Regions from separate parts of the Homo sapiens genome. Here region 1 is linked to region 2. Evidence: chromatin loops called from intact Hi-C (ENCODE). Cell type or tissue: K562. All regions are shown on one strand. Each heading gives the region's core, and the rest is flanking DNA. Links, peaks and the distances in the headings are about the cores only.

What was found. A loop is a pair of places that touch in the nucleus more often than their neighbours do. Peaks named below come from ENCODE experiments on the same cell type or tissue, not always from the same donor. Only the 100,000 strongest peaks of a DNase experiment are listed, where the experiment ranks them.
Region 1: a loop joins it to region 2, with 6 times the contacts of the local background. A loop is called at or near these places in 7 of 110 quality-filtered maps.

Annotation. Positions count from the first base shown.
Region 1 is chr10:91,289,939-91,306,450 of GRCh38, forward strand. No RefSeq gene overlaps it. Among named protein-coding and RNA genes, the nearest start is that of PCGF5, 78 kb to the left of the region's middle. In K562, for the core only: CTCF peaks have their summits at 6,746 and 8,494 (motif pointing right); DNase peaks (open chromatin) are centred at 6,773 and 8,493.
Region 2 is chr10:90,998,330-91,014,841 of GRCh38, forward strand. All of the region lies in intron 1 of LOC124902479 (a long non-coding RNA gene), which reads right to left. Among named protein-coding and RNA genes, the nearest start is that of LINC00502, 39 kb to the right of the region's middle. In K562, for the core only: a CTCF peak has its summit at 8,120 (motif pointing right); a DNase peak (open chromatin) is centred at 8,132.

The sequences.
Region 1 (16,512 bases), core at 4,442-12,441, 290 kb after region 2:
TAGGCTCTGGGACTTGGTGGTAAGCTGAGCAGGTTCCATGTTTACAAAAGTGGAGCTTGTAGTATTGTATGGTAAACACATACAATAAACACATAATTAAAAGACTGGTGGTGAATGTTCTGAAGAGAATAAGCATGATGAGAATGAGAGGACCTTTCTAAGAAAATGGCATTGAAGCTGAGACCCGAAAGATAAGCTGGAGCTAGCCAGGCAAAGGGCAGGGGGAAGAATATTCCTGAGAAAAAGTTATCATTGCGATGACTGCTCCAGCAGCCCAGCGACCTGCAGAAGGCCAGTGTGGCCAGAGTGGGAAGCAGGAGGAGGGCTGGGAGAGGACTCTGCAGAAAGAGGTAGGGCCGGGTCGCGGAGACACTTTCAGGCCATATTTAAAAGCTGGTATTTTATTCCGAGCACAGTAAGAGGATTTTTTAAACAGGGAACTGACATCATCTTATTTATATTTTTAAATGATCACGCTGGGAGCTTGGTGGAAAATAGACTGTCAGGGAGTAGGGGTAGGATAGAAATGGAAACAGATAAAAAGCCTAGTGCAGTAGTCCAGGTGAAAAGCGAACAATGCAAGGAGCCCAGGGCAGTGCCGTTGGTGCTTAAGATGAAAATAGATGCTGATGGAGACGAGTGGGGTCCTCTGTGCCTCAGCCCGGTGCACGGGACCTCAGTTCAATGTAACCTGAGTTTTTAGGTCATGGGTGAAGCTCTAGATGAGAGTGGAGAGAAGGAGAGAAAGGATTCTGAAAAGCCTTTTCCACTAGCCCTATCCAGGGGCTCCCCACAGAACCAGCTGCCCTGCCAAGCACCCCAGCTCAGCCCCTCACCCCTCCAGTGACGCCCAGCCCCAGCACCTGCCTTGCCATGCCTTCTTCAGTGCCACCCACTCTCCGCCCTCCCCAGAGGTGGTTCTTGCCTGCTCCCCTCCAGAGCCCTTTGCACTTCCTGCCCTGTCACCGGCACTGGAGTGGCATAGCCATGAATTCCAGTTTCGGTTCCACCACTGACCTTCTGCAGTATGGGTAAATCCCATAATCTCTCCCAAGTAGCCAATGTGCCACAAATGTAAACGCAACACTGAACTAACGGAACCCAAAAGACATAATTAAAACATTTGCTTGTTTTATCTGTGCCTCTCACAGACCCTCTCCACTGATAAAACTTCAGCAGTCCCTGGACGTTTTCTGCTGCCCTCCCTCTCCTCTCCTTCCTAGTTGTGGTACAAGGTTGGGGAGGAAGGTGAATGGAAAGCAGAGGAGGTTGTAAACCAGCTCCAGGCCATCTGGGCCTGCCTGATATTTAAAGCTCTCAGAAATCTTTCTTGGTTTTCTGGAGGGTCCTCTCCCTGACTCTCAGCTGCCACTCACCTTGCCAGGGGCCATGCCTCCATCTCAGTGGGCAGTTTCCCATAACCCTCACCTATTCCAGGGTTAGAGCCCACAGCCTCTTTCTACAGGGATGTGCTCTTCCCATAGGCCACCATCTTGGGCAGGATTCCTCTTAAGTGGCTCCTGACTGATATTCCAACTGCAAGTCCTCACACCATTCCCAAGAGTCAAGCAACACTGACCCATTCTCAAAGAAGAGTCTGTGTTTATCCACGCAGCAGCCATGCTCTCTCTCCCTTCTTCTGTCCCATGCCTCTGGCCGAGGGCACAGCCTCTAGTCTTCAGATCCCTCTGGGTCCGTTGACTCCGGGCAAGGCCTCCTTTAACTGCAGTCACACATGTCAAGCCTTCCTAAGGTGCTGCTGAAGCCCCACTCCCACTCGTTTGGGAGAAGGGAACAGCACCCTCCACCCCTCTGCCTGAAGGAACGGTGTTCACAGCACAGCTCACACCGCACAAAGCCTCTGCCTAAGATTTCTCTCCTTAGTTCCTGGACTATATCTTTGAAAGCTGGAAAGAGAGTCCCAGCCATCCAGGCAACCAGAGCCCCTGGACACTTTATTATCACTAGATCTGAGCAGACTCTCCCTCTGCATTTCTTCCACCTTCATGGCCAGAGGAACAGAGGTTGTCCAGGCTCCCAGGAAAACATGGCTCTCTCTATGGTTACCTCGTCCAGATGCAAGAGGACATACAGCCCTTCAAGCATAATCCAGCTCCTGATGGCAAAAGCAGATGAAGAGAGAGCCACCCATGCTCTGCTTTGCGGTGTCCAGTCCAGGGTCTTTCAGAACAGCCACCCCTGAGAGCCGAGGGCTGGCCTGTAGAGAGGGAGAGTGAAGCTCTGTCCGACGCACCATGGGCCAAATCTGCTGCTGATCTAAATGCAGAGGGCTCTGCCCCGACCACGGAGTCGGTGCCAGCTGTTCTGGGCTGGTCAGTACTGCCTACCGGCATCAAACGCCCTTCCTTTCTCAAGCTCCCCACATGGAAGCAGTTGGAGAGCACTTGCTGAAGGGGCAGGATGTGTTTGGGGAAGTTTTCCCCTTTGGGCTGACCCAGAAGTGAGATGGAAAGAGCCCGAGGACGGTGTCTGTGATTCTTCAAGATGTGCTCACTGAGGGGCGTCCGGGAGCTGCCACTGGAGTTCCCCTCCAAGGCGGCCCCATAGCTCCGGGTTGAATGGTGCAGTGATGGGGAGGTGAGAAAGGATCCAGGAGTCCAACCAAGGTGGGCTTTATTCATAGTTCAGCCACTCACTGGACTAGCCCTGTGACCATGGGTAGGTAGCTTCCCCTCTTCTTCACCCTGGACTTCCCTTCTCGTGACACTCATCTCAATTGCAACTGCTTGTGTAGAATCTGTCATCCCAGCCACAGTGCAAGCTCCCTGAGCACACAGACCAGGACTTGGTGTTCAACCCTATTGTCCCGGCTGGGCCTGGCCCATGGGAGGTCTCCAGAAAAAAGAAGGACCTGAGTGAATAATATGAGCAGTAACTCTCCTACACTATAAATTCAATGATGCTATTATTAATCCAGAAACAGTTTCAGTATCAACACCACCCCTAGACTGGGGCAAGAGAACATGCCATCCAATTGGGCCTCTCAGGCCACAGGAGGCTGTAGGGAGGGGAAGTGAAGGATTATGGTTTTTGCCCTGGGAAATGTAAAAGGGCTGCCATTTGGTTCAAGTCACATACCCCAAATCACCCCAAGTGGATGTCCAGGCGGACAGATCACTGTGCCTTCTACTTCACCTTTGCTTGGATGACAGTTTCAGGAAACCCTGGCTTCCTGGGCAGCTTGATAAGTCAGCCTCCATCCCAGGTCCAGTGGGTCCAGGTGGGTCCAGGTAACCTGGGAGCCTGGGCCACCTTCTGCCCCACCTGCCTTGAAATCACTCAAGTTCACAGGCAGCAGGAGTGCCCAGGGGAAGAACACCAGCGTCATTCTCTGGGGATCACACTGCAGGGCACTGGGTAAGAACAGAGGTTGGCTGTGGATGTGGCATTATATACAACTTTAAAATATTTAGGCACATGCTGTGTGGGCTTCATTTGTACACTTGCTTCAAGCCCTGCAAATTCAGGGGTGTATCTGCATGGTTGCTCAATGCTCAGGCTTAATTAGTCATGAGCTATCATTCCTTTGTGCTTTTAATCAATCTTTTTAAAGTTCCTACTATGTGCTGGATATTGTGCTAGGGTCAGGTTCTTTAAGGATCTCATTGTCCTCATCAGCTTCTCCAGTGAAGCTGACATTGTTCCACAAAGTCTCATGCTTAGTCATGAACTATAAGTTCCATCCAGACCCACCTGGCTTTCTTTCACCCCATCCTTGCCAATTTTATCCCCGTACTGAGGCTTGGATCAGGTCCCCTCCTACCTCCCTCTTAATCTACATAGCTAAGTAAATCCAAGCAGCCCTTCCTGTCTTAGCCTATACATCATTACCTAATAAGCAAACCTTTCCCAACTCAACTCAGGAGAACTTTCTTCAGAGAAAACTTTCCTGGCCTTCACAATTGGATCAAGCCTCCCATCAGAGGCTCTTGTAAATATCAGATATCTTCTTAGCATGTCACACTGGCAACTTTATGCTCCAGGATTGGATTGATAACTCTCTCCCACACTAGGCTGTTGAGTTTGATGGGCTCTACTGGATTCACGGCTGAATCTCTAGGGTTCAGCACAGTGTCTGACACATAGCAGGCACTCCAGGAATATTTACTGATTGAATTAAATAAATACAATGTAATGTATGGATAAATTCAATACATATTTCATGGCTTGAATTTGACCAACACTTATTGGGTTTCCATAAAACATACTATGAGTTAAGGCAAATAGTACCAAATGAGGACCATTGACATGTATTTTTGTGGAGCTTAAATGAAATAACTGTCCAGCTATGGAATTTATGGGGAATTCATGGGAGGCCGATGAAGAGATTGTATAATTACATTCTGTGGTCAGTTCTGCTCCCATCCTGCTCTGCTTGCACTCTTTACTAAGCACTGCTTTTCCTGATACTTTTTATGAGTCCTCATCTCTTCTTCTCTTTTTCCCTCCTATGTGTTTTTCAAATGCATTCATCATCAGCAAAATCAATCTAATATGCATGCCCTTTGACCCAGATCTTTCAGCTGAAGGATTCTATCTCCTAGAAATACTGCTATCATTACAAATGACATAATACAAAGAGTGTTCACAGCAGCAGTGTTTGTAATGACAAGGAAATGGAAACAAGATGCCTGCCAATAGAGGAATGGATTCATACATTCACACTATGACCTTGCAAAGAATGTGGTAGATCTATGTTCTGATGAGGAAAGCTGCATCTAATACCTGGCCAAGGAGGAAAAAGGCAAGTTGCCATGTAATATGTACATTGTGATCCCTCCCCCACAATCAACGTACATGTTTGCATACACGTGGTAGAAATTACACATTAAATTGCAACAATGGTTACCTTTCAGGAAGGACTTGGAGGGAGCTTGGGAAGGTCACTGTTACTTCTTGCTTTATACTCCTCTGTATTATCCAAATTTATGACAAAAATATGTTATATTTCTAGCTTAAAATCTTCAGTAATGTAAGTGATTAATTTGCTTGTTTATGATCTTTCTCTCCTCTCTAGGATGTAAACTCCATATAAGCAGAGACTTTGTCCACCTTTTCTCACCATCATCTCCACTGTACTTACAACATTGCCTGGAATACAGGAAGTGCTCAATGCATATTTTTTGAGTGACAGATCAATTTTTTAAAAAGAAAATTCCATTTTGACAAAACCTATCTTTCATATCCCCCTCCCCAACCCCTCCAAGTTTTTATTGGTGAAGTGACTGGGTGCTGAGGAATCTGAAATTCTCTGCCTCCATATGGTGGGCCTTGAATTAAGGTTGACCTCTTCCCTGTATCATTGGTTCCCATTATAAATGGGTTGAAAACCCATAAGGCCTCCTACATACAAATGTGAAAAAGACTCAAAGTTCTTAAGTGATAGAGTTTCAAGTAACAAAGAATGGGTTGTTTTAAAAGAGAAATCTTGATAATGGTTTAAAGTTAATCCCTTCAAAAGTAAGAGCTAAAAAAGAACATATTAAGTTAGAGACAAGGAACAAAAGCATGTGCTGTCTATCCAGTCGTTGAAAGGTCACAACTGTTTAACCACCAGATAATTCGACCTATTTAGAAGAGTCCAACAAAACCTCAAGAATATAATAGATTATAGCTTAGGAAAAGATCTGCAAAAATATGCACTAAATTGTATTCTGTGGTTACTGTTTCTCTTTAACTTTCCCTTTGCTTTACTGCAGAACCAACATACAGCCGCTCAGGAATGCACATAATCTCAAAGACCCGTGGGCTGTCTTGCCTTTTCTTCGCGAGTGGAATTCTAGAGTTTGGGGACTATGATGCACAGAGAGAAACTGGTCAGGTCCAAAGATCTCAGAACTTAGGGGTTTCATGTTGTGGACAAACAAGGAAGAGAAAAGAGGGAATATGTCAGTCATATCGCCTGGACCAGATGGTTCTGGGTTTGGGAATCCTCATTTCTTGCATCTTACAGTTACTTAATCTATTACTTCTGTGCTTTTGGTTTTCTCTTTACTGTATCAACAGGCTACTGCAGGGGTCATAGCCTGGACATGGCCAACCAGAAAGATACTCAAGGAATGCTCAACAAAAGATAGCAGGTACACTTGATCCCTGCATAGAGCCACAGAAAAATATCATTTGTGAATTTAACTGCTAGAGGCTAATGGAAATAAAATGCAAACAGCCTAAAGAATTTCCAGCTTAATCAATATTCTTTTTTATCTGTAATCTTTATTTGTAAAAGAGAAACCTACTGTTTTTCCCTTAAGTTGTGATGCCAGCATAATGTGATCTCATGCAATGTGGGTGAAAGTTAAATGATTTTTTAAAATAAATGTATAAGAGTAAGTTTAATAAGTAGAAAATTTTGGGATTGAATTTTATTTTCAAGGTAATATTTACAGAAAAATAAAATGAAGCATGTGGTTTGAGGTGAGAAGAAAGTTGGTTTGAGGTGAGGAGAAAGTAACGAGACCCTTTCACTTTTAGCTTCATTCTGTTCCATATCATCAAATTTGTTCCCCGTATCAGGAAGCAACAAACATAAAGAGATAAAAAGTGATCTCAGAAAGGGCAAAATCTATGGTGTACTCCAAATGCTGTATAAGTCCCTTGGGTTTCTTTCTCAGGAAGTCAATTCCCTGTCCCATGACTGCCAGCTAGGGCTTGTGGCTTCTCGCCAATGTTCCCCCATAAAAAAAAAAAAAAAAAAAAAATCAGCTCAAGGTGTGACTGCAGCTCAAGTCTGATCTCTCCTGGTCAACTGGGAAATTTACAGGGGATACTTGCCCTTTACCAGGGAACAAAATTCTAAGCCACAGGAAACAAACTGGAGGAGGATTAATTGTAGGCTGAAAGACTATTGGGATGACAGTGGAGGGAGACGCTTATAAAATGTTAAGCAATGTGTTATTTTTATGAGGTAAGAGACCATATACAAAACAAATCTAATATGTGTGGTTTAGAGCACAGGCTTTGTGGTCAGGGACCTGAATGCAAATATTTCTCTGCCATTTACTTTGGGCAAGTCACCTGCCTCTCTAAGGCTCAGTTTCCTCATCCATCATTTGTGTATGATAAAAAGACAGTGCGGTTCTCAGTAGTCAAGTGCTCAATAAAAAGTAGCCATTCACAGAAGACAAATTTTACATATTCTCACTCATTTGTGGGAACTAAAAATTAAAACAATTGAATTCATGGAGATAGAGAACACAATGATGATTACCATGGGCTGGGAGGGGCAGTAGGAAGTGGAAGACATTGGGGATGGTTAATGGGTACAAAAATATAGTTAGATAGAATAAATAAGAATGTGATAGCACAACAGGGTGACTACAGTCAACAGTAATTTATTGTACATTTAAAAATAACTAAAAGTATAATTGGAATGTTTGTGACACAAAGAAATGATAAATGCTTGAGGTGATAGATACTCCATTTACCCTGATGTGATTATAATGCATTGTATGCCTGTATCAAAACATCTCATATACCCCATAAATACACACTCCGACTATGTACTCATAAAAATAAAAAATAAAATTTAAAAGCAGCTATTACTTTTTAGCTTTTATGAGATGCATAAGCTTTTTAACTAGAGTAATAAGAAATTACGCAAACATGCATAAGTGGAAATTATTAATGTTTCTTTGACAAAAATGTGAGATTGCTTTTATTTAAGGGACATTGTTAGTATGAATGCTTCAAAAACGGAATCAATAGTCATCCTACATTAAATCCAAATCGGTGTACTCTATACATCTGCCTACGTGTCTGCGTAAGCATGGGTGCTCCCCAAATTCCTGTAATTTATAAGAGCTATTTAATACTTACTTTCATTTTTCCTTCCCCACTCAGTTCTTTCATTTCTCCCGAATGAATCAAGGAGAAATCTCCCAGGAAGGCGAAACCTCTGGACCACCAAGTCCTTGAAGTAGGGCGACCCACTGCCACAGTTTTAATGGGAGTGTCCCGGTTTTAGCACTTAATAATCTCATGACCCGGGAGCTCCACTAGTCTTCTGCAAACTGCGATGGTGGTTTCCTCTACCTGGGAGCCTGGCAGCCCCACCAGGCCCTACAGGATTACATCTGTTGACTGCACTCAGTTTTACTTCATTGCAGGTGGTGTTTCTTTCCCTTGGTAGAGTTCTTTCACTAACACCCCTGTGAGTCTTGTCAGATGTGATTAAACTCTGGGCAACACAAATGGAATGAAAAGAGGGAGGTGGAATTGTTTTTTTTTTTTTTTTTTAACGTGAGATAACTGACAGGTAAGACTTGAGATGAACCGGGGGGTTAAAGAAGGGTATGCGTGCCTCTGGGTGCTTTGCTATCTATGTGCTCACACATAAGAAGGAGTATGTGTAATGTACTGAGGAAGAGACCTTGGGAAGCCCGACCTGGGCAGGAGCCCCTGGAAAGTGGGGGAGGGGAAGGCAGCCGTGGCTGCAAAATTGAGGCACACAGTTTCCCATCACGGCCTCCAGAGGGCGCCATCAGCCCGCAGTGGTTCTTTGCCTTTTGAGGGCGGGCAGAAGGAAGAGGATCCACCTGGAGGATGGGTAACGAGAGCTGCAACCCACTTCCTTCAGGGCTGGGGCATGCAAGAACGAGGAGTGGACCGCTCGCAGTGCTTGAATGTCCTCCTTGTTAACCCCAGCTGGGATAAGCACCTCCGCCTCATAAGATCAAAGCTCTTTCATTCCTGCTTTAACTTTGCCAGTTCCCTTTACTTCGGAAAGAATGAGAAACCTCATCCTAGCAATCCCAGGGATCTGTGCCCTCCAGAGGAAGATCTCTGCAAAGCTGTTTACAGCGGGTTGTTTGGAGGCCAGCTTCTCTGGCACGGCGCGGTGTCCCCGTGGAGCGTTTCCAGGGCGCGGAGGCCCTGGGTCACCAACTCGAATGAATAGTGAGTGAGCTGATTGCCGCTCCACGCTGATGGATGTATATTTGTTACATTTGAAGTGTTCTGAGAAAAGAACTGCTTCTGAAAAGAAGAGCTTTGTGTGAGCACAGTGAACATGAAGGGCGAGATTCCAAAACCTTTAGGAGGGTTTTCTTTCTATGCAAGAATGAGCCACAGAAAGCTGTTCCCAGCATCCTCTGCTAATCTAGGAACACCTATGGAAAAGCGTTGTCCCGGTCTCAATCCCAGGGATGGGAATCAGGAAGCACAGAAGCTGCCATCAGAGCCCAGGGCTGGCTCTGTCATTGCCCCTTGGGTGACCTGCCGGCAAACCGCTAGAGAGCCGAGCCTCAGTTTTCTCATCTGTAAAATGAGAGCCCGGTTGTAGGGTACCCAAGTTCCCTCCCAGGTCTGGCACTTCCTGAGGGTCCTATTGTTCACCATAGAGCTAATAATGCTAGTTCTCAATTGTTTTGTTCTTGGGACCCCTTCACAAATCTTAAAAGTACTGAGCCTCCCCCCACCCCATGGATCTGTGGGGGCTTCTTTTGCTATTTGGCAGTCAGTACTAATCAAACTAACTGACATAGAAGAATTTTAGCTTATACTTCATGTGTCTAAGGCTCTCTCCAAGGGCCTTCTCTCTGCCCTATCATGTTTACATTTGTCTTGGTTGATGTAAGGCACTGATTATGGCCTCTGGATGCACATTGGAATCACCTGTAGAGCTGAGACATAACCTCAGACCAATTCCCAGAGATTCTCATCTAGTTGGTCTCTGCTAGGGTAGTGGGGAGGGGGCTACCAGGTGATTTTTAATGTGTAGCCAGGCTTGAGAAGGGCCACTCTGATAGCTCTGTGGTTCTCAAAGTCAGCCGGCAGCATCAGTATTACCTGGGAACTTGTTAGAAATGCAAATTCTCAGGCCTGCCAAGGACCTACTAGGGCAGAGCCCAGGAATCTGTTTTAACAAGCCTTCCAGGTGATTTGAATACATGCTACAGTTTGAGACCCAGTGTTCTCAATTGCCACACCTCCACAGCTTCCACTCCCACCTTCACCATCACCTCCATCAACTAAGTAAGCCCATGAAAATGTTTCAGGTTCCCATCTTCCAAGGTGCAGCTGTCTGTGTTTGCAGTGGTGACAGGGGCTTGGGTGACTGTGGCATCATTTGCATGTGAGAAGCTGCTGGGCTCTTCAGCAAGAATGAACCAAAGGTCACTAAATGCCACACACATATTCCATTCAGCAAATATTTATTGCATAAATATTTATTGAGGTACCAGCCTACTGCTGAGGGCATCACCTTACAGAATGCTTGCTGCATAGGAGATGCTTCAGAAATGCTGGCTGATGAAACCTCAAGGCCTTTTTGCAGCCATTCATGCTGCCTAAGAATTATGCATCCTGTTTACTCTGTCCTTACCTTCGACACATGGAAGCTCTAATCCTTGGGAATCCTGAAAAGCAAGGGTCCCTCTGGCACAGCAACCAAAAAGAAAATCACAACCACACCTAGCCTGTGCTAGCCTTGCCAATGATATTGCTTTTGCAAAGAATGGAAAATATTTGCAAATGGTTGAATGTTGAATCATGGGTTCTATGACATTAATGTTTATAAAATTCCATTTTACTATGGAAACAATAGGCTAATTGTTAGAGTGGATGGAGATCTATAGGATTGTCTCCTCCACACTCACATACTTGTTTTTCTAGAAACTGCCACCTTTCCCATCCGTATTTCTCACAGGAGCTCTCTCTCTCTTTCTCTCTCTCTCTCTGTATATAGTACATGACCCATCAACCTAACTGGCACTCAATCCAAAGTGGGCTACTGACTCTTGACTCCTTTGGTTAGAATTTTTTGGACTTGACACTGAGCAATCTCCCTATGGTGACTGAAGCTGGAAGGTTCAGTATTAGGGTTCTCCATAGATATGGGACCAATAGTGTGTGTGTGTGTGTGTGTGTGTGTGTGTGTGTGTGTGTCTACAGAGAGAGAGAGAGGGAAGATAGAAGATAGATAGATAGATAGATAGATAGATAGATAGATAGATAGATAAAAAGGAATTTATTAGGGGAATTGGCTAAGACAGGTTGTCTGCGAGCTGGAGACCCTGGGATGCTGGTAGCATGGCTCAGTCTAAGTTCAAAGGCCTTGGAACTAGGGAAGCAGGTGGTGTAATTCTCAGTCCGAAGCTGAAGGCCTGAGAACTTGGGGTGGGGTGGAGGAGTGTGGTAAGTTTTAGAGCCTAAAAGTTGGAGCTTGGAGTTCTGATGTCCAAGGGACAGAAGAAAAGTATACCCCAAATCCAGGAGAGAGAGAGAGGAACTCACCTTTTTGTTCTATTCAGGTACCCAGCTGATTGGATGGTGCCTGCCCACATTGAGGGCAGATCTTCCCCACTCAGTCCATTGACTCACATGGCAATCTCCTCTGGAAACAGCCTCCATGACATACTCAGAAATAATCATTTATTTACCTGTTCTTTATTTCACTCGTGTCCATGTGAAGAGACCACCAAACAGGCTTTGTGTGAGCAATAAAGCTTTTAATCAGCTGGGTGCAGGCGGGCTGAGTCCGAAAAGAGAGTCAGCAAAGGGAGATGGGGTGGGGCTGTTTTATAAGATTTGGGTAGGTAAAGGAAAATTACAAAGGGGGTTGTTCTCTGGCAGGCAGGTGTGGGGGTCACAGGGTGCTCAGTAGGGGAGCTTTTGAGCCAGGATGAGCCAGGAGAAGGAATTTCACAAGATAATGTCATCAGTTAAGGCAAGAACAGGCCATCTGGATGTGTACGTGCAGGTCACAGGGGATATGATGGCTTAGCTTGGGCTCAGAGGCCTGACATTCCTGTCTTGTTATATTAATAAGAAAAATAAAATGAAATAGTGGTAAAGTGTTGGGATGGCAAAAATTTGGGGGGATGGTATGGAGAGATATTTCTCAGGGCTGCTTTGAGTGGGATTAGGGGCGGTGTGGGAACCTAGAGTGGGAGAGATTAAGCTGAAGGAAGATTTTGTGGTAAGGGGTGATATTGTGGGACTGTTAGAAGAAACATTTGTCATTTAGAATTCTTGGTGATGGCCTGAATATGGTTTTGTATGAATTGAAAAACTAAACGGAAAAAGAGAAGGAGAAAACAGGTATTAAAGGTCTAAGAATTGGGAGGACTCAGGACATCTGATTAGAGAGTGCCTAAGGAGGGTCAGCATAGTCCTGCCAGCAAAGATTATTTATTTACTTTAAGAGTTAAGAGTGGCAGTTTGGGGATAGCACCAGGAGATATCAGCTGTGATGACTTGGAGAAACAGTGTAAACCGGCAGTGTAAACAAGAGCAGGGCATGTATGAGTAGTTGAGAACGGTGAATAGGAGTATGACTAGACAGAAGATAGTAGGGATGACAAGTTTTTTGGGGCACAGTCCAAGTTGGTCTGGTGTCTGGAATGAGACTGGGGCCTAATAAAACGGAGCATCCATACAGGAGCTCAAATGGGCTATACCTGTAGCATTTCGAGGACAGGCCTGAATTCTGAGAAAAGAAAGAGGTAAAAGTATTGTCCAGTCCTTTTTAAGTTGGTGGCTGCCTGAAGACTGAGGACTGTAAGGGATATAAAGGTTTCACTGAATACCAACAGCCTGAAAAACTGCTTGGCTGATTTGACTAATAAAGGCCGGTCCACTATCGGACCGTAGAGGTGGGAAGGCCAAACCGAATAATTATGTCTGACAGACGGGAAGAAATGACCGCAGTGGCCTTCTCAGACCCTGTAGGAAAGGCCATCCAGTGAAAGTGTCTACCCAGACCAAGAGGTATTTTAGTTTCCTGACTCAGGGCATGTTGAATAAAGCCAATTTGCCAGTCCTGGGCAGGGACAAATCCCTGAGCTTGATGTGTGGGAAAGGGAGGAGGCCTGAACAATCCCTGAGGGGTAGTAGAATAGCAGATGGAACACTGAGAAGTGATTTCCTTGAGGATAGATTTCCATGATGGAAAAGAAATGAGAGGTTCTAAGAGACGGGCTAGTGGCTTGTAACCTACATGGAAGAGGTTATGAAATGACGACAGAATAGGATGGGCCTGTGAGGCTGGAAGGAAATATTTTCCTTGATCTAAGAACCATTTGCCTTGTGTGGGAAGAGATTGATAGGTGGAAGTTTCAGTGGGGAAGTAGGTGGGAGTGGCCAGATGAGAAGGAGAAAAACTGAAAGTGAGGGATATAAGTTGGAATGCTAGCTGCTTTTTTAGCTATCTTATCAGCGTAAGCATTGTCCTGAGCGATGGGATCTGATGCCCTTTGATGACCTTTGCAGTGAATGACTCCAGCTTCCTCTGGAAGTAAAGCAGCTTTGAGAAGCGTTTTTATTAAAGAGGCATTAATGATAGAGGACCTTTGTGTAGTGAGGAAATCTCTTGCACAGTGGTGCAGGATATGGAAGGCATATTTAGAGTCAGTATAAATATTGACATTTAGTCCTTTTGCAAGAGTGAGGGCTTGACTTAAGGCAATGAGTTCGGCTTGCTGAGAGGTAGTGGAGGGGGTCAGAGCAGTAGCCTCAATGATAGATGTGGAAGATACTGTAGCATAGCCTGCCTTTGCTGGTGAGTGACGATTAGGCCTGGTGGAACTGCCATCAATAAACTAAATGTGATCAGGGTGAGGAACAGGAAATAAGGAAATATGGGGAAATGGGGTGAATGTCAGGTGGATCAGAGAGATACAGTCATGAGGGTCAGGTGTGGTATCCAGAATAATGTGGGAGGCCAGATTGAAGTCCGTGCCAGGAACAATGGTAATTGTGGGAGACTCAACAAAGAGTATAGCTGAAGGAGCCGGGAAGCAGAAAGTATATGCATCAGGTATGAGGAAGAAAATAGATTTTGGAAGGTTTGAGAACTGTAGAGAGTGAGCTGAGCATAGTTTGTGATTTTTAGGGCCTCTAAAAGTATTAAAGCAGCAGCAGCTGCTGCATGCAGACGTGAGGGCTAGGCTAAAACAGTAAGGTCAAGTTGTTTGGACAGAAAGGCTACAGGGTGCGGTCCTGGCTCTTGTGTAAGAATTCTGACCGCACTAACCATGCCTAGGAAGGAAAGGAGTTGTTGTTTTGTAGAAGGGATTCAGGTTTGGGAGATTAGTCGAACACGATCAGCAGGGAGAGCACGTGTGTTTTTATGAGAATTATGCCGAGATAGGTAACAGATGAAGATGAAATATGGGCTTGACTGAAGGAATGGGGGCTGTCTGTGAAGACTTGTGGCAGTACAGCCCAGGTAATTTGCTGAGCCTGATGGGTGTCAGGGTCAGTCCAAGTGAAAGCGAAGAGAGGCTGGGTATGAAGGGTGCAAAGGAATAGTAAAGAAAGCATGTTTGAGATCCAGAACAGAATAATGGATTGTAGAGGCAGGTATTGAGGATAGGAGAGTATATGGGTTGGCACCACGGGGTGGATAGGCAAAACAATTTGGTTGATAAGGCGCAGATCCTGAACTAACTTGTAAGGCTTGTACACAACTGAGGCTTTGGGTTGGGAGAAGGGCAGCAATGAGATGCAGCTGTAGTCCAGGAATAGTCAGGGAAGCAGATAATTTAGTTAAAGTATCTCGGCCTAATAAGGGAACTGGGCAGGTGGAGATAACTAAAAAGGAGTGCTTAAAAGAGTATTGTCTAAGTTGGCACCAGAGTTGGGGAGTTTTAAGAGGTTTAGAAGCCTGGCCGTCAATACCCACAACAGTTATGGAGGCAAGGGAAACAGGCCCTTGAAAAGGAGGTAATGTGGAGTGGGTAGCCTCTGTATTGATTAAGAAGGGGACAGACTTACCCTCCACTGTGAGAGTTACCTAGAGCATCTGTGATGGTCCTGTAGGCTTCTGAGGCAATCAGGCAGTGTCAGTCTTCAGCTGCTAAGCCGAGAAGATCTGGGAAAGAGTCAGTCAGAGAGCCTTGGGCCAGAGTTCCAGGGGCTCTGGAAGTGGCTGCCAGGTGAGTTGAACAGTCCGATTTTCAGTGGGGTCCCGCATAGATGGGACATGGCTTAGGAGGAATCCCAGGCTGTGGGCATTCCTTGGCCCAGTGGCCAGATTTCTGGCACTTGTAGCAAGCTCCTGGGGGAGGAGGTTCTGGAGGAACCCCTGGCAGCTGCAGTTCAGGCATTTGGAGTTCTCGTGTGCTGGTGATGTGGCTGGGGTTTGTCTCACAGTGGAGGCAAGGAATTGCAACTCAGAAATAACATTGCTACTTGGCTGCCTCTACTCTATTATTGTACACCTTGAAGGTGAGATTAATTAAGTCCTGTGTGGGGTTTGAGGGCTGGGATTTAATTTTTGGAGCTTTATTTCATGTTGGGAGCAGATTGGGTAATACAATAAAATGCATATTGAGAATAAGACGGCTTTCTGACCTTTCAGGGTCTAGGGCGGTAAAGCATCTCAGGGTTGCTGCCAAACGAGCCATGAACTGGGCTGGGTTTTTCATATTTGATTAAAAACAGCCTAAACACTAACTGATTTTGGGAGACGTCAGATAAAGAAAAAGGAGCATTAAACTTGACTATGCCTTTAGCTCCAGCCACCTTTTTAAGAGGAAATTGCTGGACAGGTGGGGGAAGGCTAGTCCAGGAAGGAAACTGTAAGCTAGACAGGGTCTGAGGAGGGGAGGTGATAAAAGGATTATAGGATGGGGGAGCAGAGGCTGAGGAAGAATTGGGACCTGGCTGGGCCTGGTGAGGAGGGGAGAAGTCAGATGGGTCTTTAGAAAGGAAGATTAGAAAGACTCAGCGACACTTGGGGTTGGGACTGAGGGGACAGGCGGGAGGGAAAGAAGGACGATTTGGGACGAGTCGCATTGGGAACAGAGACTAGGGAGGGAACAATGTGTAAAAGAATGCCTGGATGTCAGGCACCTCAGACCTTTTGCCTATTTTATGACAAGAATTATTTAGATCTTGTAGGATGGAAAAATTGAAAGTGCCATTTTCTGGCTATTTGGAACCACTGTCGAGTTTGTACTGGGGTCAAGCAGCATTGCAGAAGAAAATAAGGCATTTAGGTTTTAGGTCAGGTGTGAGTTGAGGTTTTAAGTTCTTGAGAACACAGGCTAAGGGAGAAGAAGGAGGAATGGAGGGTGGAAGGTTGCCTATAGTGAAGGAGGCAAGCCCAGAGAAAAGAGAGAGTAGAGACATGGAGAGAAGGGGTTTGGGGATTCTTACCCCCCAGAAAAGCAGGAAAGGGGTTGGGGCATGGAAATAAGGGGTTGGGGTGCAGAGATAAGAGGTCAGGGTGTGGAAATAAAGGATCAGGGCACAGAGATAAGAGGTCGGGGCGTGGAAATAAGGAATCAGGGCACAGAGATAAGAGGTCGGGGTGCAGAAAAAAGGGATCGGGGTGCAGAGATAAGAGTTCGGGGCGTGGAAATAAGGGATCGGGGTGCAGAGATAAGAGGTTGGGGTGTGGAAATAAGGGATTGGGAGGTTCTTGCCCCCAGAAAAGCAGAGAAGGGGTACAGACATGGAGAGAAGGGGTTGGGGGGTTCTTGCCCCCTAGAAAAGCACTACTTGCCGCTAAGGGTGAAGGAGAAGGGGCTGGGAGGTTCTTGCCCC
Region 2 (16,512 bases), core at 3,418-11,417:
AAAATACCCAGAGCTGTCCTGGCATGGAAATCGGCCATCCCATAAGTAAGTGATGCCTGGGGAAACGGAGCCTGTTTCACTGGAAAGGCAATTGGATTAGATCAATTCTTGTCTTCTCGTCAAGTCCGGCCTGGCCCAAGGTTACAGGGAGAAGCCTTGGGTAGGGGACAGGTGTAAGAGCGTTATGAACCAGTAACTCTCCCACTTGGGGAGAAACAAAACCCCAAGTACAGGAAGAGTAGTTCTTTTCTAAAATCTGAACTAATGACAATGGAGGGGACAAAGGATTAGGGGGAGAAGATGCTTACTTTAATGAGGAGGCTTTGATTTTTCAGAACAAAGCTTTGTAGCCATGTTTTTGGGGAGCCACAAAATCCAGGTCCAATACATGGGGTCAAGAGTATGAGAATTTTGGCCCAAGATGGATAAACCTGGGCCTCAACAGCTGCCACCCACTCTGGAAATTGGTATGTTCAGAGAATGTAAGCACTTGAGACTATTTCTAGTTCCAGCTGCTCCATGGTATTAATAAAGGTCTAATTGCTAAAACCACGTGGAGTGGACATGGTGTTCATTTTCCTGACACATGCAAAATGTGGTTTGGAGGCTGAGCTGTCAGGCCCAAATCGCCCCCAGATATTGCCTGTTGCAAGCACATTTTATCACCACGCAAGGCTTGCTAAGCTTGGTGGATGGCCTCATTTGGGCTATTTGTATCCTAACACTGGGGCCAATGTGACAGGTTAGCGTTCCTATCAGAGCAACATGGCACAAAACTTCCTTCTAGCCCCATTCCCCAGGTAATGTGGTGTGGAGAAAGTCCATCAGACTGTTACGCCGAAAGACAAAGGAGCGGTTTGTCCAGCATATAGAACAGGTTTATAAAGCGTCTCCCCGTTCTCACCAGATAATTGAACATAGAGGATGCCAGAGACTGTGTAGACAGTTAGGCTTCCTTTGCAAATGGGGGTGGACAGGGATATAGCTACCTGTCTGTGCCGGGAGAGAAACGAGCTGTCCCCTACTCAATGCTGGTAGGGGACAGTTCCATCTTCTTGTCCCACCCTCCCCACAAAGAGTGGTTGCTGTCTCTCCTCCAAGTCTAAATGTATTTTACTACCTTATTGCCTTATGGTACAACAATACACATTCACAAAAGCTAGTCATAAGTTGCCCCATGCTAAAAATACTAAATTCTATAAATTTATATTTTAATACATATCTCCATTTTTTAAAAATATGGAATGCCTCACGAATTTGCATGTCATTTTTTTAATGGGGAATCTCCCTCTCTAAATTTACTCATTTCTATTTTCTGGCACACAAGGGGAGTTCCCAGCTAGGGCTTAGTTCCCTATTGGGTTTTCCATGCAGGGTTTAGATTTAAAGCATTAAATGACCCTTATGAGGGATTCCATAGAAATACGCATTGCTGACTTATGGGCCTGCATCCATGGACACATCAATCCCTGAGTTTTAAGAAGCCCTGGATATTGATTGACAAGCTGTATAACATGGTAATTATGAGCCAGAACTTTGTAGTAAGACTACCCGGGTTAAAATACTAATTCCCCCATTTATGCCTCATGTGACCTTGGGGAAGTCTCTTAAGCTATCTATGCCTTGACTTTCTTAAATGTAAATCAGGAAATAGTGCTTCTGCATAGAGTAGTTGTGAAAATTAAGTTATCATGTATAAAACGCTTTGCCGTAAATGCCAGTCATATTATTATTGCCTCCACAAAAAGCATGTGGTTAGACCAAGTAAAAGTGAGGCCCTAGTAGCATCCTCTTGAACATGAGGATTGAGCTCAACATCCTCTGCTACTGGAGACCCAGTAAACAAATGCTGAAGTTGCACAGGTGATTCTCAACAGAGTTACACTGTTTCCAGTGTAACTGGTGTGTAGTGGTCATGAAATGGTTAAACAGAAAAATCAAATATGGTTTCTATTACTGGAGGAGTGGATGTTCCACGATGCTGATTAGGAAGTCCAACCTGAAAGAGGCTCTCTGAAGGGTCCTGGCCCATCGTAGCCAGAGACAGCTCAAAGAGAGACAGATATCCATGATTTATAGTGAGCTCAGCAAAGACGGATGAAGAGAGACCATCCTTTGACCAAGTGGCCAGCAGGAATTTTGCGGAACATTTTGTTTTGTTTTGGAGCTCAGCAGTGCCTGAGTCTGTGCAGTAGTCAGTAGGGACAGCTACAGCAGCTAGGGATAAAGAAGGTCCTTTAAGCCTGAGCGTAGTGGAACTGCTAGCAAGACAACTGGTGTGGTTCACAGGCCAAGTCCAGCAATTGATGTCAGAATGATGAAAGAGGATTCATACGTGGCCACATTCAGATGTAATCTGTTCAGAGCTATCTGCTCGGAAGACACTGTCATGCGCACTGTGGAGTGCTGAGAAGAGCCTCCCTGATCCTCCATCAGGGGTGTGAGCAGGACTTACTCCCCAGCTGCTGGTGCTTAGCCCTCAGGTGTGAATCCCTTCTGAAATTGCTTTAGTTGAGCTGCCTCACTCAGGGTCACATCGTTTCCAATGACTGACCGACCAACTTAGGGATACCAAGGTCTAGCCCTTTTGTCCCAACTCAGAATAGCCCTGAAGTTATCTCATCTTCAGAACTCCCCACAATAGCAGCTAAGACCCCTGAGATGACCCTGAGGCTTGACCTCTCCCTCTGCCCAATCCTGCTTCCTTTCCCTCCCTTCCATAGCTATATCTCCGACAGCACTCTCTAGTAGATGAGTTGTGTGCTAATCTCCAGGTCAGAATCTCCTTCCCTGGGGCACTGTGACTCTCAACTCATTGGCCATGGGCTGCTCTGCATTTCTTACTGGGTAGGTTGGGGCCATGTGACAGGGCTCTGGCCAATGGGAAGGGAACTTGCCTGTGGGATCATCCTGGGCTCTCCTCTTGTCATGGTGCCCTTGAGGGCAATATGTGTAAAGTGGTCCCATCAGCAGGGAGGAGAAAATAAGCCTTCACTCTGTTAAATCTCTGAGCTTTGGGTTTTGTTTTTGGTTTTATTTTCTTAACAAAGCCTAACTTATTCTGTCTTTTCTAATGCATCAGTCATGTTCATTTAAATACTTTTCTAATTCCAGAGTGAGAAGCAATGAAAAGTTAGTATCTGAACATACTCTGAAATATTAGTTATTTTTCATATATATCTTCTTAGGTTTAACTGTTGGGGAAAAATAACAGTTCATCCCACATCACAGATTTGGTTATTTTCAATAATAATATCTCTAATGAATTCTTTTCTTGGGTTTGTAAGTTTTAGTTATTATGAGGATAACATTTCTAATGAATTTTTTCTTGTGTATTTATAAAGTCTCAGGTTAAATGAATCATTTGTGTATTTTAACACGTGAATCTGAACAGAGTAGATCCAATTGAGAATTTCAGTCAGCATTCTGATGCCCTGAATAGAAAAGAGCCAATAAATATAAATGTAAATATGTACACACACACACACACACACACACACACTGATGGACTCTTAACTAACGCTAGTAAGTGTCTATTATATATACCGTGTTCCTGAAGTTCTGCTACAAGGTAAGGACTTCCTAGGTTTAGGGAGCTAATTGATCCATGAAAGAGGCAGACCATTTCCAAGCCTGCCATTGGGATGCAGTGTCGTGAGACACGCCAGGGTGCACAGGCAGCTGAAGGGAGGTGGTACTAAGCTTTGCCTGGGGAGGGCCAGAGAAGCCTCCACAGAAATGACTCTTAAGCTGCAAATTAGAGGGAACAGTCGGGGTTCACCAGGTTCATGAAGGAGGGAAAGGCATTCCAGGCAGAGATGTGCATAATAGCATAATGCATTCAGGACATGACAGGGCTGGCAAGGTGATGTTTGCCAGGTGCTATTGTTTGAATGTCCCCTTCAAAACTCATGTTGAAATTTAATTGCCATTGTGATGGTATCACAATGGGACCTTTAAAAGGTGATGAGGTCATGAAGGCTCTGCCCTCATGAATAGACTAATGCCATTATCAAGAGAGTCGCTTAGTTAATGAGAGAGTGTGTTCGTGATAAAAGGATGAGTTTGGCCCAATTTCCTGTGTCATCTTGTGTGTACACTTCCTAGCCATGGGGTGCTTTCCACCATGTTATGATGGAACAAGAAAACCCTCACCAGATGTGGCTATTCAATCTTGGATTCCCAGCCTCCAGAAGTCTGGGCCAAACAAATCTCTTTTCTTTATAAATTACCCCAGTCTGTAGCATTCTGTTGTAGCAGTAGAAGAGGGAGTCACACAGGAGGGTGGTGGTAGGAGACGAGCTTGGAGAGAAGGCACAAGCTGAGTTCTGGGTGGTAGGTCTGTATGCAGTGTCATGGGACTTGGACATTTCCACTTTATTTCGTTTACTTATTGCCATTTTTATTCTGGCCTTTTAAATTGTTGCTCTTCTCTTATCCAATGCAGACACAGTTTATTTCTGAGACATATAGTTTGCGAAATCAGAAACTTTAGGCATCATCAAAATAAATTTCCCACATTGCATACCAGTAAAAATAAGATTGCAGTGACTCTGAGCTGCCAGCTGCCACATGGCAGGCACTTAGTCCTTGGCCCCTAAGGCAATTCTAAAGATCCCTATAAGATGCTTTCTTATGTGTATTATTAAGACGACCAACTCATCCCAGCTTGTCCAGGACTTTCCTGGTTTTACCACTGAATGTTCTGGGGTCCAAGAACCTCTCAGTCCAAAGCAAACCAGGTTGCTCATCCTAAGTGTGTTTGGAAACATGTCTGACCTGCTCACGTGTTTTTGCTCAGGGCCCCTCCTCAAGCTGCCAAGCCACTGCCTCAGCCAAACACCCCAGGGAGCTCTGATAACCTCCAGCAACTCTCCCTGGCCAATCTCTGTTAGGCAACAGATGCCACCCTTCTAGCTTTGGGGAAGGAGACATAGCCCTCCTACACTGAGTTCCAGACATGCTTACCTACCCCCTACATCAACTTTCCAGAGCTCCACTGTATTAGTCTGTTCTCACATTGCTAATAAAGACATACCCAAGACTGGGTAATGTATAAAGAAAAAGAGATTTAATGGACTCACAGTTTCACATGGCTGGGGAGGCCTCACAATCATGGCAGAAGGTGATGGAGGAGCAAAGGCACATCTTATATGATGGCAGTCAAAAGTGTGTGTGCAGGGGAATTGCCCTTTATAAAACCATCAGATCTCATAAGACTTATTCACTACCATGAGAACAGCACAGGAAAATCCGCCCCCATGATTCAATTACTTCCCACCAGGTTCCTCCTACAACATGTGGGGATTATAGGAGCTACAATTCAAGATGAGATTTTGGTGGGGAGACAGCCAAACCATATCATTCCACCCCTGGCTCCTCCAAAATCTCATGTGCTCACATTTCAAAACCAACCATGCCTTCCCAATAGTCTTCCAAAGTCTTAACTCATGTCACCATTAACTCAAAAGTCCACAGTCCAAAGTCTCATCTAAGAAAAGGCAAATCCCTTCTGCCTACGAGCCTGTAAAATCAAAAGCAAGTTAGTTACTTCCTAGATACAATGGGGTACAGGCATTGGGTAAATACCCCCATTCCAAATGGGAGAAATTGACAAAAACAAAGGGGCTATAGGCCCCATGCAAGTCCAAAATCCAGTGGGGCAGCCAAATCTTAAATCTCGGAAATTATCTCCTTTGACTTCATGTCTCACATCCAGGTCACGCTGATGAAAGAGGTGGGCTCCCATGATCTTGGGCAGCTCTGTTCCTGTGGCTTTGCAGGGTACAGCCCCGCTCCTGGCTGCTTTTATGAGCTAGCATTGAGTGTCTATAGCTTTTCCAGGCTCACAGTGTAAGCTGTCAGTGGATCCGCCATTCTAGGGTCTGGAGGACAGTGGTCCTCTTCTCATAGCTCCACTAGGCAGTGCCCCAGTGGGGACTCTGGGTGGGGGCTCCAACCCCACATTTCCCTTCTGCACTGCCCTAGCAGAGGTTCTCCATCAGGGCTCTGCCCCTGTAGCACACCTCTGCCTGGACATCCAGGTGTTTCTATACATCCTCTGAAATCTAGGCAGAGGTTCCCAAACCTCAACTCTTGTCATTTGCACACCCACAGGACAAGCTCCACATGAAAGCTGCCAAGGCTTGGGGCTTGCACCCTTTGAAGCCATGGCCCGAGCTGTACCTTGGCCTCTTTCAGCCATGGCTGGAGCAGCTAGGACACAGAGCACCAAGACCCTTGACTGCACACAGCAGAAGGGCCCTGGGCCCAGCCCACAAAACCATTTTTTCTGATTAGGCCTCCAGGCCTGTGATGGGAGGGGCTGCCATGAAGTTCTCTGACATGCCCTGGATACATTTTCCCCTGTCTTAGCGAATAGCATTTGGCTCCTTGTTACTTCTGCAAATTTCTGTAGCTAGCTTGAATTTCTCCCTAGAAAATGGTTTTTTCTTTTCTACTGCATCATCAGGCTGCAAAATTTTCGAACTTTTATGCCCTGCCACCTCTTGAATGCTTTGTTGCTTAGAAATTTCTTCCACCAGATACCCCACGTTATCTCTCTGAAGTTCAAAGTTCCACAGATCTCTAGGGCAGGGGCAAAATGCCACCAGTCTCTTTGCATAGCAAGAACGACCTTTACTCCAGTTCCCAACAAGCTCCTCATCTCCATCTGAGACCACCTCAGCCCAGACTTTATTGTCCCTATCACTGTCAGCATTTTGGTCAAAGCCATTCAACAAGTCCCTAGGAAGTTCCAAACTTTCCCACATCTTCCTATCTTCTGAGCCCTCCAAGTCTCTAGGAAATTCCAAACATTCCCACATTTTTCTACCTTCTTCTGAGCCCCAACTGTTCCAACCTCTGCCCATTACCCAGTTCCAAAGTTGCTTCCACATTTTTGGGTATCTTTACAGCAGCTCCCCACTTTCTGCAGCACCAATTTATTGTATTAGTCTGTTCTCACACTGCTAATAAAATACCCAAGACTGGGTAATTTATAAAGAAAAGGAGGTTTAATGGACTCACAGTCCCACATGGCTGGGGAGGCCTCACAATCATGGCAGAAGTTGAATGAGGAGCAAAGTCACGTCTGACATGGCAGCAGGCAAGAGAGCATGTGCAGGGGAACTCCCCTTTGTAAAACCATCAGATCTTATGAGACTTATTCACTATCATGAGAACAGCACGAGAAAACTCACCCCCATGATTCAATTACCTCCCACCTAGTTCCTCTCACAACATGTGGGGATTATGGGAGCTATAATTCAAGATAGAGATTTGCATGGGGACACAGCCGAACCATATCACCACCAGACAATTAACAAAACTTCTTCAAAGGCTTATGGATAATGGAAGGAAAGCTCAGCCTCAAAGGTAATTTCAACTTTTGGCAAAGCAGCTACCTGAAACACACCTACCAGAGCCATTCTCAGTAGCAGGTCCAGCTCCACATGAGAGTCCAGCACATGTCTGCCACCAGAAAGTTTGGGCCCAGCTGTCAAATGGCTTTGAGAGAGAAAAGACTTCTCTGTCCCTCTAGTTTCAGGCTGGCTTCCCAGAGAGGTAGAAACTACTACTGCTGCCTGGCATTCATTCCCCCGCTTTCTTAGTAAAAAGCACCCTGATTTACTTAGGAGGGTAAAGTGCCCAGATAACAGGCTTCATTTCTCAATTCCTCAGCCAGCTGTGGAAGTGTTTGGGGGAATGTCAGAAAAGCTATTTAAAGGGAGAATCAGTGAGGAGGTCTCACTCCAATACACATACACTCACACATGCTATTAATTTTTCCTCTTTCATCTTTCTTCCTTCTAGGCTTCAATGTGGATATGATGGCTGGAGCTCCAGCAGCCATCCTGTGACCCTGAGAACAAGCCATTCATTGAGGCTAATGAAGCAGGAAGAAGGAATCCTGAGTCCTTGGGAAACAAGGATCTACCTGAATAGCTCCGAATGCCTACTTCTAGATGTCCTTTTAGAAAGAGAAGCACACCCTTGTGTATTTCAGCCACTGCTATTTAAGGTTTAACCTAATCATGATATAATTGGTTTTTCTTGGAATGATTCAGTGGTAATTTTTTCTTCCATAAGAAGCAATCCCAACCCCTACCACTAGGGGGTGGCCTTGCCCTGTAGGCCTCAACATGACAATTACATCACTGCATATCAGAGTCCAACATCAGTGCATTCTGTGTAATTCAGTCTCAAATAACAACGTGCATGTGACAGCAGTGGTCCAGTCTGAGCTAAGCTGTGCCAAACTCCATCCAGTTCCTTTAGCATGAGATTTGGATCTCATGCTTTTCTTCTCTTTTCTATATCCAATTCTTCAGCTTGGACCCAAAAAAGCAAGCCCCAGGACCAAAAAAGTATGCAGAGAAGCAGCTCTGACTCTAGCAAACACACAGTTTGTATTTCCAAACAGAACAATGAGCTTCTAGTCTGAACAACATCCCATTTGATGGTAACTTGATACTTTCCTCTTTTTGTTTTTCCAGCAAGAAGCAATGGGTAGGTACTTGCTTTACATTTGTGAAAAGATACCTGGCTGGTGGGTCTGATAAAGAGAGACTCTACCCTGGCAGGATTATTGATATCTCTACCTCCTACAAGATGGAAAATCACTTGCAGCATTTAAGTGACTGTTTTTCCAGTTTATGCTGATCAAAGTTTCAAAAATCTCTAGGCAGAGTTTTAGTCACTAATAATCTGAAGTGAAGGGAATAATTTATCTAATTATTGCTCAGGCTAAAAGCAAGCTGCTGTCTCAAAATGAAAGTACAGTGCTAGTTCTATAAATACCCACTCACAACTAACCAACAAAGGAGTTTGTGGTGTGAGAAGTGGAACTTTTGATAGTTTCAGATTGCATTGCTTTGGTGTCATCTGTGCTCTCCTTGTCTACCTCCATTTACATCGTGATGCTGTATAGTTAAGACTTGGGCAGAGGGAGGAAAGGGGTTCATGGGGAGCTAGTAATCCTGCATTTTTCCTCAATTTTCTTACTAGACTGCCATATTAGATAAGAACAAAAAATGTGCCTATTGAATAGTCTAACCAAAGAACTTAAGAAAGAATCACTTTTTTTCCTCCATTTCGGTAAAGACCGTGCCGAAAGTTTTCATATGTAATAAAACCAGTGATCACCAGTTAATCTCAACCTAAGAGAAAGAACCAAAATGAACCACTCACAAGAATAGAAACAGGCATCCCTTGGGAGTAGGGTTTAACAAATGAAAATACAGGACACTCTGTAATTTGATTTTTCTGCAATATTTGGGACGCGCTTATATGAAAAAATTATTTGATATTTATTCAAAATTCAAATTTAATGGTATGTCCAGGATTTTATCTGGCAACCCTACTTGGGGGTAAAGAATCTGTTCCTTCCTTGTGGGGGATGGGAAGAACAGTACAAAATGAGCAGATTCTGAAATATATCAAGGAAACTGTCACTGGAAAAGTCACTGATTAAAAACAAAACACCCACAAACCACTAGGCCCTGTGCACAGGTTCCTCCAAGAAGCTAAGTCTTCTTGTTTTTTATCTTTTGTATCTTCACAGAGTCTAGATGCCCTCCTGCTCTGGGTATATTGAGAGCTCAGTGAGGAGTGCTGACCAACTGGATAGTCAATGACCACTGAGGAGGAGGTGGCTATGCAAGCCCCAGATCTCTGGGATCATGTGTTCTGTACTTTCAGATGTGCATCTGCAAAGGCCTGGAGTGCCAAGTGTCCTCTCCTTAGAGAGGCAAGGCAACAGCAAGGCAATCAGTTGTTACCCCAATGTCCAGCCTCCCCTATTGTCTTTCAGAGGGCATTTTGTCCAAACTATGGGGTAAGAAAAGGGTTTGGTTTTACACTTTTAGCCAGAGTTTACCCTCCGGGAATACTCCTTCTACCACATCTGCCAGGGATCTATTTTCCAAAGGTACTGGTTGGTCACTCAGAATCCACTGGGTGCAGACACGCAAAGATGTGCAACTTCTCCTCTGTATCAAATAAGGATACAGGTGGGCAGTGCTCCATTTTTCTGCCTTTTCACTCTCCACACTAGGCTTTGTAGACATGGACACATGAAAGCACAGAACAGTAAGTCAATGTCAGAGGGAATTATAGGTAAGGACCCCCACCTTCATTCCAATTCTCTTCTGACATTGACCATGCCATTCCGTAAGGCTAGAGGTCTCACTTACTTTTAACTTTCTTGAGTTTTCACAGTATGGGTACCTGAAAACTTAGACTCCTCTCCTCAGTGAGTTCCTCTCCCTGGTTCTCTCCCACTCCTGACTTGGTTTACTTTGAGCCCCCTCCCCAATCACCTTAAGTATTGTCTAAATTTTTGTCCACCTCCCCACCCTTTTTTTTTCTTTTCTTTTTCTTTCTTTCTTTTTCTTTTCTTTTTTTTTTTTTTTTCAAGACAGGCTCTCACTCTGTTGCCCAGGCTGGAGTGGAGTGACACAATTATAGCTCACTGCAGCCTTGCTCTCCCAGGCTAAAGCAATGCTCCTGCCTCAGCCTCCCACATAGCTGGGACTACAGGTACTTGCCACCATGCTGAGCTAATTTTTTAATTTTTTCGTAGAGCCAAGGTCTCGCTATGCTGCCCAGGCTGAATTCGAACTCCTCATTCTCCTACCTTGGCCTCCCAAAGTGCTGGGATTACAGGCGAAAGCCACAGCACCTGGACTCCCCATTCTTACCTACATGGAGAAGTCTTATTCTTTGGATTCATCCTTCTTCCCCATGCAAGGCCTCAAGTTTGCTTTCAGTCTGAAATAGCGCTGCTGGGTGATCAGAAATGCCCATTGCCACCCAAATCTTTTTGTTTTGTTTTGTTTTTTAATACCATCACCATGGATAGATGTGGCTCCTTTGGGCCACAATTCCATTTAATTTCAAGCTGCAGGCATAGCAGCCCTTTTAGTCACGGACCTGCTAAATTAGGCACATGGACTGTCTCAGGGAGAGTGTGGTCTGAATTCACATTGAGAGACACCTGTTTTCTCCCTGGCAAGACAACTAAGCCCTCTGGTTCCACCTGGGGCAACCCATTAACAAATGCTCCCTAGAAAGACCAGGAAGAACTCATTTAACTCAAACTGGTTTAATTTAGGTTCAGAGTGTCTGCTTCTGTGGGAAAGGGAAAGGGAGTGAGGACTGATTGGCAGTTCTTCCCACACACAGCTCAACAGCAAATGTTCATGGAGTCCTTAATTCTCTTAAGAGTAGCCTCAGAGATGTTGACTCTCTCTAAATTATGATGTTGCTTTTACAGCTGGGTTATTATAAGATTAGTGTAAGTTTGGTCACTTACACTTCATCTTACTATTCCTTCCTCACCTTATTTTTTATGAGAGCTCATAGGATCCCATTCTCCCACCTTCTGTTTCTCTTTTTTCCTTCTATGGCTCCTCATCTCTAACCCCTGTGTTCCCCACATACCACCAGCTCCTCCCATGGATCTGGTTTTCTTGGACTTCCTGATCTTGGCACAGACTTTCCCTTCAGGCTAGAACAGCCTTCTCTCACCTTCCTGCATCTGACCTACTCACCCTTCCAGACTGAGTAAATGTTACTTCCCTATTTAGACCATGCAGACCCGGGTGGCAGGGCTTCTCACACTTCAGTATGCATGAGAATCACCTGGAGAGCTTTTTCAACTATAAATTCCCTCTTCCCATCTCTGTCCCCTTCACCAAATTGTGATTTAGTAGGTCTGGGATGGGGCCCAAGAATTTGCATTTAAACAGCCTCCAAGGTATTCTCAATAGTGCTGGTCTGCAGGCCACACTTTGGGTACCACTGCCCCAGACTGAATTAAATCTCCCAGCTCTATGATCCCGGAGCTCCCTGTATTACTCCATCAAAACATATTATTGTTAATATTCCTATAATGTCTTTCCTCCCTGATAGGCTGAAAACACAGTGAAAGCAGGCCGTGTCCATTTTATTTGCTGCTGAATCCTCATCAATTAACACAAGGCCTGTCACACAGGATGTGCTTAATAAATCCAGGATTTATAAAAAAGGAAGTAGAAGAAAGGGGAATCTTTCCATGCTGAGAATCTTCAACATGTGAGCACGTTGCTTGGAAGTCAGTTCCCAAAAAGGAATCCAGAATGTATTGATGGTGGCCTTTGGAAGAAGGGTCTAGACAACCCCAGTGGTAATTTGCAATGTCATTATTTGCATTATATCTGTTATCTTTCTGGGGTGGGGTTGGGGGAATCTATGAGGCAATATTTTCAGTTATATCTAATAAAATAGCTTTGCAAATATCTACTCAACCAGGATGATGAATATATCCGAGTAATTAGCCAGGAGAATTCACCCCCTTTCCATTCCAGGCACTCCTTGCAGGGAATTCATGGCTGTGGAATAATACATGGGCAGAGCGGAGGCTCTGGAGTTAGACCCAGAAGGCCAGCTATACCATTTCCCAGCTCTGGGGCTCTGGCCAAGGTAACTTAACTGTCCAAAGCCTCAGTTTCCACTCATTTGTGAATGAGGATAAAATGGTACCCATGGACAGGCAGTAGGGTGTAATAGTTTAGAGCACAGACTGCCTATGTTTGAATCCTGGCTCCTCCACTTACCAGCTGCGCGACCTTGGGAAAGTTATTTAACCGCCATATGCCTCAATTTCTTCTTCTGTAGTCATTTCTTCAAAAATGATTGTATTAAATTGAACTACTTTAAACTGCTATTTTGTAGGTCAAAAACAGTCGAATGTCAGTGATTTCAAATGATTCAAACTAACACCTACCTTACAGGCTTATAAAGAGAAGCAAGTGCATGAGTCAAGTTTAAGTCAACAGGCTTAAAATGATGACTGTTACATATTAAGCACCGTAAAAGAGTCAGCTCTTATTGCATAGCTGAGTTTGTTGGGGAATAAAATGAATATGATAATGTGATAAACACTTGGCAGAGGAGGATTGTAAACATTCAATAAAATGCTACTTGTTCTTTTTTGTACTTATGTAACCCCTTCTTAAGAATATCTGACTTTAAAATTACTAATGTTTTCAAATGGTTGTTTTTGCACTGCCCTCAAGTCCTCCAGCCCCTGAGCACATATAAACTTATTACCATGAATTTCAGAAGGAGAGTGGGTGAAGCTATGAAGAGAAGGGACAGCTCAGGACAATGGACCTCGGAGAGATAGAAGCCCAGGACAAGGGTACTCTACAGTTAGCCTCTTGCCTCCCCAAATATTAGGTTGAAACATATGAAACTCATTTATATAGGCCAAAATGGAAAAATATTCACAATTTCATATGACTAAACGTACTAGATTCCCCTAGCCAGCCTGGATTTCTTTCATATTCTTGACAGTCTATCAGTTAATACCATGTCTTTTTTTTCCTTTACATTTTAACATTTTTGGCATTGGGATGTATCCTACAATCATGTGTGTCTTTAATATGGTTGAATTTCTTTCCCTTTCTCCTTCTGAGCAACTAGGTTCTGGTAATCTCACTTTTTGTCTAGTGTCCTCAGGGTGGTAGCTGCTTTACCTCAGCCCTGGGGGAAATAACTTCTTCCAACAAGTATTAATAACCAGTTGCTTCAACTTCCTGTTTTGCTCTTCCAGCCTTCCAACATCTGTGAAAAAATTCCCTGTATTAAATCCCCTCTGTTTGAAATACCTAGCAGGATTTCTATTTCTTGACTATGCTGACTATTGCATATATTAATTTTAAAAGAATCTCTTCAAATGGCAAATGAGAGAGTTAAGCATTCACATAGTTGCGTAAATTGTATATATCAGATTTCTTTCACTTTATCATGATGTTTTACTCATCAGACATTTATTGAACATCTAGTTTATGCCATAGCCTATGCACCCATCATTGGTAAAAAGGTGAAAAAGACAATTTTTGTCCCAGAGGAGCTTAGAGTGGGGGTAGAGCTGGGACTACAGCAGAGACAGAGATCACAGCATGATAAGTGCCATGGGAGGACATGAAGAGCACTTAGCCTAGTCCAGTCCAAGGCAAAAGAACTCAGAGAGGCCTCCTTCAATCTGTCTGTCCTGCATGTACAGCCATGGAGGAGAAGGAAAAGGCAGGAAAGACCTTCTAGGCAGAGCAAGGAGCAAATGCTAAGGCTCAGACTTAGAGAGTAGGGTTTGCTTCAGGGCATTGAAATGTTTCAGTATAGTTGGAGAAAAGTTGGAGGATGACAACAACTGAAGCTGGAATGGTAGGTAAAGGAACAGATCATGAAGGATGATGTACACCATGATGAGGAACTATGTAAGACTATGTCTTTACATCGGGGTCAGTGGAAAACAATTGAAATTAGTGGCTTGATCAGGTTTACAGTTAGGAAGATACTGCTCACTGAAAAAAGAGGACAACGTACTTTCTAGAAGCTACCAAATGACTAACTGCCTAGTCATAGGGGTTAAGGCAGCAGTTCCCAACCTTTCTGTCACCAGAGACCAGTTTCATGAAAGACAATTTTCACGGGTGGGGGATGGTTTCGGGATGATTCAAGCACATTACATTTATTGTGCACTTTGTTTCTATTATTATTACATTATAATATATAATGAAATAATTATACAACTCACCATAACGTAGAATCAGTGGGAGCCCTGAGCTTGTTTTCCTGCAACTCAGCGGTCCCATCTGGGGGTGATGGAAGACAGTGACAGGTCATCAGGCATTAGATTCTCACAAGGTAGTGTGCAACCTAAATCCCTCTCATACACAGTTGACAATAGGGTTTGTGCTCCTATAAGAATCTAATGCTACCTCTGATCTGACAGGAGGTGAAGCTCAGGTGGTGCGAGCAATGAGGAGTGGCTGTAAATACAGATGAAGCTCACCTGCCACTCACCTCCTGCTGTGTGGCCCAGTTCCTAACAGGTCACGGACCAGTACTGGTCTGTGGCCTGGGGGTTGGGGACCCCTGAGTTAAGGTGTTAATGGCTTCTTCTTTCAGTCACTAAGCATTTAGTGAACACTCACTATATATCAGACACTGTGACTGATCCTTGTAAGATAAATAAGCTTCATGCCCTCCAAGAGCTTACAGTCTAATGAGGGAGAAAAACATCTTAAATAATTATGAGAAGTATTACAGAAATACAGATGAGGGAGGAACCAAGTAGGAGAAGATGGAAGATTCCACAGAGGACATGACATTGCCTTGGATTTTGAAGGAAAAATAAGGACATGCTAGATAAAAGAGCAGAAATACAGCATTTCAATTAAAGGGAGCACCATTTGCAGCAGCATGTGGACATCATGTTCTTGGTGGTCTCAGAGAATAGAGAAGAGTCTGATGTAGTTGGGCCACCAGGTTTACAAATGGGTCGAAAATAAGGTCCTAGGGCCCGATTCTAAAAGACTTTGTGAGTCTTGTTGGTATGAGGCATCTCCTCTAGGTAACAGGGAATCATCAAAGGTTGTTAAGAGAAATGGGGGTTGATAAGATAAGATTCATGTTCAAGCTTTAAAAAATTATGTCACAAATAGAACTGAAGAATAGAGACTGGCAACATGGAGATTCATTATGAGGCTGAGGTCATAGTTCGGGTGGAAGCTGACCAGAACTTGAACTAAGAGAGAGGCAATTGGGACGAAGAGGAGCAAACCAATCCTGGGTCGATATACTCCATCCTAGAAAACATTTTCATGTTAAAGCATTCATTAGTGCCCAAAAGGAGCTTCAAAACTAAGTTTCATTCATCTTTCTCAAAACTTTGTTAGAGTCTGTTTAACTGTGTTAAAATTCATGCCCTAGTGGAGCAGACTTTTCTCATCCCAAATTATTTTGGAAAGTATAGGCTGAATTGCTAAGGAAAATGCTGAAAGGGAAGTGTGAGGACATGGGACAAAGTGCAAGTAAACACTCTGGGATGCAGGAAACGAGCTTTTCAAAGAAGAAAGGGCAGGAGCCTGGGGTAGAGAAGTGGAAAAGACCTGAGTCTGAAAGAGATGTGACACCTGGGAGGATTTTTCTTTCTTCTTGTAATTGAAGGGGAGAGACAGAGGAAAATTCTGGAAGCAAAGGCTTAGAGGTTCCCAAAGGCAAAGATCTCCAGGAGCCAGCAGCAGGTGACAAATAAATAAAGCAGACTTGCTTTAAGAACATGGAGGTGATCTCAGCAATTTGGGAGGCCAAGGCGGGAGGATCATTTGAGCCCAGGAGTTTGAGACTAGCCTGGGCAATATGGTGAAACTCTGTCTCTACCAAAAAATACAAAAACTAGCCAGGTGTGATGGCACATGTCTGTGGTCCCAGCTATTTGGGAGGCTGAAGTGGGAGGATCAACAGAGCCTGGGAGGTCAAGGTGGCAGTGAGCTGTGTTCATGCCACTGCACTCCAGCCTGGGTGACAGAGTGAGAGCCTGTCTCAAAAAACAAACAAACAAACAAACCCATAAAACAGACTGGGCACCATGGCTCAGGCCTGTTCCCAGCATTTTGGGAAGCCGAGCAGGCAGATCACCTGAGGTCAGGAGTTTGAGACCAGCCTGGACAACATGGTGAA